2 separate regions of the Homo sapiens genome follow, and region 1 is linked to region 2. The links are chromatin loops, found by intact Hi-C in ENCODE. Cell type or tissue: Calu3. All regions are shown on one strand. Each heading gives the region's core, and the rest is flanking DNA. Links, peaks and the distances in the headings are about the cores only.

Region 1 (4,395 bases), core at 76-4,075, 54 kb before region 2:
CCACCTCCCCGTCCCCACAAACTGGGTTACTTAAAACAACAAAAATGGATTGTCTCCCAGTCCTGAAGGCTAGAAGTCAGAAGTCAAGGTGCCCACAGGCCATGCTCCCTTTGAGACTCTGGGTGGAATCCTTCCTTGCATCTTCCTAGCTTCCAGCAGCCTCATGCATCCCTGGAATGGCAGCTGCATCAGTCCAATCTCTGCCTCCAGCATCACATAGTTGTCTTCACATCACCTCCCCTCTGCGTGTAGCTGCATCTGTGTCCAAATTTTCCCTTTTTATAAGGACACAAGTCATATTGGATTAGAGCCCATCCTGATGATTTCATTTTAATTTGATTACCTCTATCAAGAGCCTATTCCAAATAAGATCACATTTTGAGGTCCTGGAGGTTAAAGCTTCAGCATATCTTTTTTGATTATTTATTTATTGAGATGGAGTCTTGCTCTGTCGCCCAGGCTGGAGTGCAGTGGTGTGATCTCGGCTCACTGCAACCTCCGCCTCCCAGGTTTAAGCGATTCTCGTGCCTCAGCCTCTTGAGTAGCTGGGACTACAGATGCCCGCCACCACGCCTGGCTAATTTTTATATTTTTAGAAGAGACGGGGTTTCACTATGTTGACTAGGCTGGTCTCAAACTTCTGACCTCAAGTGATCCACTTGCCTTGGCCTCCCAAAGTGCTGGGATTACAGGTATGAGCCACCCCACCTGGTCAGCATATCTTTTTTGGGGGTACCACAACTGAATCCATAGTGAGAAGTAACTACAAATATTGGACTGTTAGATTGACAGGGACTATTTCAGTTGAAACCACCGCACTCTCTACTCGTTCTCTGCAAGACCTCAACCACGTCCAGGCTCTTCAGAAATGGGAAGGTGTTAAGGAAACTCACCAAAGTGTTAAAGTGTAAAGGTCACCTCAACCTGCCAGGGCCTCCCTTCCCTTTGGCCCTTGAGCACCCTGCAAAATGGAGACCCTCAAGGTCCTCTCTTACTTCCTGCTGCCCTGGGTTTCCGCCCTCCTGGGTTAACATTCTGTGGCTCATTTACCTTCCAAGTACCTTTCAAAGCCCCAGTGGGCAGCTTAGAACCATCATCAGTGAGAACAGGGTGAGATATCCTTTGCGGGCGGCTCTGGGATCTGAACAGGAGAAATTAAAGTGAAAGGTGGGGACAGCTGAGCATGCACAGAAGCGCAGTGGCAAGATCTGGAGATAATTAACAGCTGGCTATAAATTGAAGGAGCTATATGATAAAAGCCTAGGGCAGCCCATAACTTGGGAAAAGATTGGATCACTAGGTTAAGTGACAAGAGACTTCAAATCAAATCACCAGATACGTATTAAGTGCCTGACTCAGTACTGCATTGAGCCGTGGGTGATACAAAGACATGTAATATCTGTTTCCTGCCCTCAAGGCAATTATAATCTACTTAGGGAGGTTAGACATAAAACTAGGAGAAATTAGATAGCAAAATATTTAAATAGCAGTTGAAAATACCACATGATCGGTTGCCAATTGAATTGTGGAGCTGAGTTCTGAACAAGGAGAGATTATTTGATTATTTATGGTGTTAGATAGGCACGTATTTTCTTGCTGAGGGAAAGGAAGAGTTAACTGAACAGGGCAAACTAGAAAGTCTCTGGGAGGGGAAGCAGGGGAGAACCCTGACGTCCAAGGAATGTGTTACTAATAATAATAGTTTCCATTTGTTAAGCATTTACTGATTAAGCAACTTACAAACCTTAATATACTTACATACGTTTAAGTAATTCAGTAGTCTCATGGGTTGCTATACTTTCTGTACCAATTAAAACCAACACTAGCTCGTGTTTAATGTTTAAATCCCCAAATCTCAGTGACTGACAGGTTTATTTCTGCTTTTGCAAAGCCCACATGCCACAGTTGGGGATGGGAGAAGCTCTGCTCCATACAATCATTCAGGGACCTAGACTGCTGCTGGAGGCTCTGCCATCTTCAACACATTTATCCCAAGTCACCTTGGGTGTCAATATATCGACATCCAGCTGGCTGAGGGGGGACGAGAGAGAGAGAGATTGAGAGAGAGAGAGAGAGAGAGAGAGACAGAGACAGAGACAGAGAGAGAGAAAGATGTAGTGGGGGATCATACAGGTGGTGTTTATGGATTTGTCAGAACTCAGTCACATGGGCCACAATTAATTGCAAGGGGTGCTGGGAAATGTAGTTCAACCATGTGTCCAGGTGGAAAGAGAAATGGTTCGGTGGACAGCCAGCTAGTGAGACTACTGCACATTTGTGACTTTTTTAGATGTGGAAACTTGGGCTCAGAGAGACCCACCAAGGTCACACAGTGAGTAAAGGGAAGTCATATAGGTATAGTTGATAGAGCACGAAATATGTGTGAATGTATTATCTAAAATTACAAACACACCAATAGAGAAACAAAAAATATTATGTTACATAGTATTTTGAGAGAGGAAAGGAAAATGGGGTGACAAGCTAAGTCCTCATGTACTCAGCAAATTTTTAGAAAATTGGTAAATTTAAAAAATGATGTAGGAACGTTATTTGAGATCTTGAGCTAGCCATCAAAGGAACTAAAACCAGAAACATTTCAGGAATTAAATGTGGTACCTCTGAGACCACTGCTTCTTATGATAAGCCCTTTTGCACATTTGATTTTTTAAAATGTGTGCCTTAATTGCTTTGATATACATTTGTGGCAGGTTGAACAATGGGCTCACCAAAGATGTCCATGTCCTAATTCCCTGAACCTATGAGTATGTTACCTCGCGTGGTGAACGGACTTTGCAGGTGTGATTAAGTTAAGGATTTTGAGATGGGGAGATTATCGTGCATTATTTGGGTGGGCTCAGTGCAATCACAAGGGTCCTTATGAGAGAAAAACAGAAGGATCAGAGTTAAAGAAGATGTAAGGCCAGAAGTAGAGGTCAGAGAGGAGAGAAGATGCTCTGCTGCTGGTTTTGAAGATGGGGGAAGTGGCTGCAGGCCAACGAATGTAAGCAGCCTCTAGCAGCTGAACAAAGAAGGGAACAGATTCTCCCCCAGAGCTTCCTGAAGGAATGCAGCCCTCTTGACCTCCAAAACTAAAAGATAATAAGTTCATGTTGTTTAAAGTTACGCAGTTTGTGGCTAATTTGTTACAGCAGCAATAGGAAATTAATACATTTAAAAATTCATTTTTAAATTAAATTAAATTAAATTAAATTTTATTTTATTTTTTTGTAGAGACGGGGTCCCCCTATGCCACCCAGGATGGTCTCAAACTCCTGGCCTCAAGCAATCATCCCATCCTGGCCTCCCAAAATGCTAGGTGTGAGCCACTGCATTTGGCCAGATAATTTACTTTTAAGGAGTAGTATTTGCTTGCTTAAAAATATACAAATAATGTACAATGGCACAAAAAGGAAAGTAAAAATTTTGCAGCCTTACCAATGCTTCATTTCCATTCTCCAGAGGTAACTTCTGTTTCACTATCTTAGGTAACCTCTTAGCAATTTCCTGTACACATATAAGCATGCATGCATGAAAGAAGATAATACTGTACCTACTGTTCTGCAGTCTACTATTTCCACCTAATAATTCTTCACATTCTTCTATGTCTGCACACATAGATGGGCCTCATTCTTTCATTCTTTTTAATGGCTGCATAGTATTCCTTTGCATGGCTATATACCATAATATAACTACCAGTATCCTATTAAGGACCATACAGGTTTCTTTCATTTTTGTTTTGTTATTATTTTGCTATTACAAGCAATGCCATAATAAGCAGCTGTACACAATGTATATCTTCATATATATGGATGAAAAAAATCTGAAAAATGGTGCTTTGTTTATCGTGAGCAAAGACACTATAAGGAGTCTCATAAATACAGACATACCCTTCAGATAGATACTTTTATTTTGAAGTATAACATATACACAGACAAGTATATGGAGAGACAGATGTTCTCAAAGTGAGCTCACCAATGTAACCAGTACGTGGATCAAGAAGCAGAACATCACCAAAACCCCAGAAGCTTCCTCATATCCTTTTCTAGTTACTATCCCCCACCCCACCTTGAAGTCTGACCACTTGTCTAACTTTTGCTTCTATACGTTAGGTTTGCCTTCTTTTGAATTTTGTATCAATGAAATCATGCCAGGCATCTTTCACTTAGCATCCTGTTTGCAGGGGTCACCCATGTGGTGGCATGTGGTTGTAGTTCATTCATGCTCATTGCTGTTTAATATTCCATTGTGTGAATGTGCCACCATTTATCCATCTACTGTTGCTGAATGTTTGGGTTATTTCCACCTGGGGGCTATTACGAAAACTGCTTTATGGACATACCTGTATGCATCTTTTTTTAAATAGATGTAGGCATTTCTGTTGAGTACATACTGAAA
Region 2 (4,395 bases), core at 197-4,196:
ATTCACCCATTTAAAGTGTACAATCCAGAATTTAATTTTAGAACATTTTCAACGTCACCCAAAGAAACCCCAAACACACATTTGCAGTCATCTGCAGCAGACAATGCTTAGCCTGAAGGGAGAAGCTGCTCAAATAGTGGTTCTGTAGCCAACTTGGCAGAACCTTTGGAGTGTGTTGGGGAATGCTGCTCAAACCCTAACCCCCAAGCAACTGCCTTTCCTCAGCCATTAGAGAGAAGTTCGCAGGCACAATGTGTTTCATGCACCAATCTTCAGGTCCAAGAAAGATTTAGGTTGATGGAAAAGTAATTATTTTTTTTGGCATTAAAAGTAACGGCCAAGACTGGATTCAGTGGCTCACACTTGTAATCCCAGCACTTTGGAAGGCCAAGGTGGGTGGATCACTTGAGGTCAGGAGTTGGAGACCACTCTGGCCAACATGGAGAAACCCTGTCTATATTTAAAAATATATGTACACAAAATATTAGCCGCGCGTACTGGTGTGAGACTGTAATCCCAGATACTTGGGAGGCTGAGGCAGGAGAACGGTTTGAATCCGGGAGGCAGAGGTTGCAGTGAGCCAAGATCACACCACTGCATTCCAGCCTGGGTGACAGAGCGAGACTCTGTCTCCAAAAAAAAAAAGTAATTGCGGTTTTTGCATTAAAAGTAATGGCAAAAACCGCAATTACTTTTGCACCAACCTAATAATTGCATTTTTTTTTTTTTTTCTATAGAGTGTGGAGCAGGGGGTGCCTATATGTTACAGAAAGTAGAGGGCAGGTGTAGAAGGGGGTTAACTCCAAAGAGAATGAGGGTGGGGGATGGCAGGTGTGTGTCCATATCTACCAGCTAGTCTCCCCAGCAGCCAGAGGGCTCTTTTACAAATGTGAATTGGATTGTAACATTCTTCTGCTCAAAACTCTCCAGTGGCTTGCCTTATCTTTTGGAACAAAACCTAGAGCCCTTAACAGTCCTCATGGCCTCCCAGTCTATCCCACGCTGTGCTTCCCTTCTCTCTCTTCCTTCCGCCCTTGCTAGCTGCTCTTCTGTTCTATTCAGGGCCTCCATAGCCCCTGGCTAGTGGAGAAAAAGATGCATACTACTGGTGGACAAATTAGAGAAAGACTTTTGTTTCCTCAACCTGGTACAACCTATGTTTTACAGTGTACAACCTATGCCACAGAACAAAGAAGTTCTGCTTTAAACGTGCCAAGTCCCCCAGAACAGACAACATTTTGACATCGGGGAGGAGCAAAAAAAGCATGGGCTCTGACATGTGGGAATAGATAAGGTGGGAATTCCAACTCTGCCACCTGCTGGCTATGTGATCAGGGAAGGGTAACTCAATTTAAAATGTTTGAACAGCTGGGCTCGGTGGCTCACCCCTGTAATCCCAGCGCTTTGGGAGACCCAGGCAGGTAGATGACCTGAGGTCAGGAGTTTGAGACCTGCCCGGCCAACATGATGAAACCTCATCTCTACTAAAAATACAAAAATTAGCCAGGCATGATGGCACATGCCTGTAGTCCCAGCTACTCAGGAGGCTGAGGCAGGAGAATCGCTTGAACTTGGGAGTCAGAGGTTGCAGTGAGCTGAGATCGTGCCACTGCACTCCAGCCTGGGTGACAGAGCAAGACTCTGTCTCAAAAACAAACAACCAAAAAAGTTTGAGCAATTGCCATCTTGGGGGATGAAGAATGCTATCAGGATTAAATTAGATCATTCATGCCCTTTGCTTGACTCCTGAGAGTGTTTGATCAATGGCCCTCCCTTCTTGTGTGGCCCTAGAGCCTTTAACTCCATTTGACAGAGAATCAATGATGTCAGCAGAAGTGTGTACATTTTTCTTTATAAATAAAATAAATACCTTTTATCTGCTTTTGCTCGCTACAAATGCTTCTCTTCAATTTTACCATCACCAATCTGGTTGAAGCTTGAATAACAACACATTCCTAATTTGTGCTCATCCCTTGCCCTCTTGTCCTTCTGATGCTTTCAGAAGTCACAATAAAACATTTTAAAAACTAAATCTGGTCATGTGGTCCCCCACTCCACCGTCTGCATCGAACTCCTCCAGTGTGTTGTTGCTCATCCTTATGGTCTCAGAGCACATGTCAGCAGTGTAGAAAGGCCTTCCAGGACTCCTCAATCAATCTGAAGTACAATCCATAAAACCCCATCTCATGGGCTGAGATAGCCCCCTCTGATGTCCCATGGCAGGAAATGGCCCAAAGCCCCCAAGGAAACTCCCCAGAATTCCAAAGACAGTCTGGGTTGGTGATCTGGCTTCCACACTAGAGCTGGGAGAGTCATGGGGAAGTGCTAATTGCACCCAAAGATGTGACTGAAGCAGAAAACCCCAATGGACTCTGTCACCTGGCCCATTGTTCTGCTTTTGGGGACAATGGCTGGGCAGGAGAACATGGATGAAACGGGGAGCCCAAGTGTGGGGCAGGGAAGGTGGGCTGTGCAGGCTAGCTTTTCAACAGCGACACCGTGTGGTAGTGACGGGAGCAACAGTCCTAGTGGACAGGTGACTACACAGGACAATGGGCTGTGCAGAATGACGGGTCAACAGCCACACCATGTGGTAGTGGAAAGAACAACAGCATAGTGGACTGACCCACTCTCCAGACCCTCTCTGTGTGACATTAGGAATTTGGACTAAGAAAATCACAAGGACATTTGGAACAATGAGACTTTCTGTTAATGGAGGCTGTGGGGATTCCAGAGATTAATTATAGAAATAAAAAGAGATGATTGTATCTGTGCTGTAAACTGGCACTGCCGGCCACATTGGTTACAGCCAATGAATAATAAATAAATGAACATAAAACAAGAAACAATACCAGCACACAGAATCCACATGAAAAAAACCAGAAGTTTTTTTTCATGAAGCACAAATGGAAATTTCTTGGTTACAATTGAAACACGATTCCTGGAGGAAATATCTCTGCAGCCTTAGCCCTTGAAAGAAGCTCATAATCCCTAAAATACACACCATGCACTTTTCCAATGAATAATGTTTCCTCGTGTTTAGATCATTTCTGAATCTGAGTCGAAGAAGTTTGCAAGGGGCTCTTGGTTAAGATCTGGAGAGGATTCCCTGGGGAAAGGCAGCCGGTGCCCCACAGCCCATCAGGAACAGGTGTGGCTGACAGCCCCCGGCACCCCTGGTGCCTTCATTTATAGACAACGTCTGCACCGAACAGCAGGAAGTTCTAGGGAGAGATGAGAATGTTGTCACCAGTTGAAGATGCACCCCTTGTTTGTGAGTGTGGAGCTACTGGAGTTTTAAGAAGGACATTTTGGGAGCCTGCCTCTTAGGAAGGAGAAAGGCAGGGCCAGTGGGGGTCACTCAGTGTTTCGCTGCCCGGATCTACACATCCACAGCTGCCAACATCTGCGAATCTGTCAGCAGCTTCCCTGGAAGCTGCCTCCTTCTTAGACACGGAGACCCCCCGGGCTGTTTTAGAGGCCTTCATTTGTCGTCCCTGCCTCATGGCAGCTCAAGGGAGTGCTTGTTCCAATCAAGGCTGCAAAACCACTTCTCTCTGCTTCTTTGTGTCCTTCACTCAGGATTTTTAGAAATGAAGAAATTAAATTGTGCCATGGGTCATTTTTTTTAAAACACGAACTTGGTAAAATGTGAGGAATATGCGGTATGTGTTTCCTCTGCACTCTTGGTTATTTTTCTACAGTCTCTCAGCCCCATTAATTAGCTCCCTGGTCTAAAGAATTGAGGATTGATGGCCTGGACATTGGGGGAAAGGGAGAGGGAGGGATCTGGGTGATGCGAGGCTCCCCAGGAGGGCCACAAGTTATCAGGAAAGCCTTTGACCAAGGTGAGAAATGCAAGCTGGGTGACGGTTTCGCTGCGGAGGTGACAGCTTTGTGGGGACATGCTGGGTTTAAGAGGCCTCAGGGTGGAGACATTGAGGGAGCCTGCGAATGCACAAGCTGAGAGTTTGGAAAAAATAAAAAGACTGGAAGCATGTCTGGGACATTGGGTGGCACGCAGGTGGCAGCTAAGCCTGAAGAGGTTGACAAGAGTGACGAAGGCTTGCCAATGGCGGGGGAAGAGAAGAGGCCTGGGGAGGGGTCCTGGAGATCTCCAGCTTGCAGAGAAGGGGCAGGAGAACAAGCAGAGGAGGTGGCAGGTAGACAACCAAGAGCTAGGGGAGTGCTGGAAACTAAGAGAAGAAAGCATGCCCAGGAAGCGCATCAGTGTCAAATGCAGACGGAAGTCAGCCTGGGCGAAAGCCACGAAGGAGACTTCTGTGCTGTGTCTAAATCTGCCAGACGTCGACCACATGTTATACCCCACAGTGCCTAGTATGATGCTGGGTGCAAAAGGTGTGCAACATATATTCGTTAAATATTTAAATGCAC

What was found. A loop is a pair of places that touch in the nucleus more often than their neighbours do. Peaks named below come from ENCODE experiments on the same cell type or tissue, not always from the same donor. Only the 100,000 strongest peaks of a DNase experiment are listed, where the experiment ranks them.
Region 1: it touches region 2 in a loop (2.7-fold over the local background); 34 of 110 quality-filtered maps call a loop at or near these places.

What each region holds. Positions count from the first base shown.
Region 1 is chr20:38,390,303-38,394,697 of GRCh38, reverse strand. No RefSeq gene overlaps it. Among named protein-coding and RNA genes, the nearest start is that of SNORA71B, 33 kb to the left of the region's middle. In Calu3, for the core only: no CTCF peak of the experiment used is centred there; a DNase peak (open chromatin) is centred at 2,197.
Region 2 is chr20:38,335,975-38,340,369 of GRCh38, reverse strand. It overlaps BPI (bactericidal permeability increasing protein), which reads right to left. Exons shown (of 15, transcript NM_001725.3): 15 at 2,865-3,224. The coding sequence ends at 3,186. Among named protein-coding and RNA genes, the nearest start is that of LBP, 8.3 kb to the left of the region's middle. In Calu3, for the core only: CTCF peaks have their summits at 1,338 (motif pointing left) and 2,476; DNase peaks (open chromatin) are centred at 1,359 and 2,519.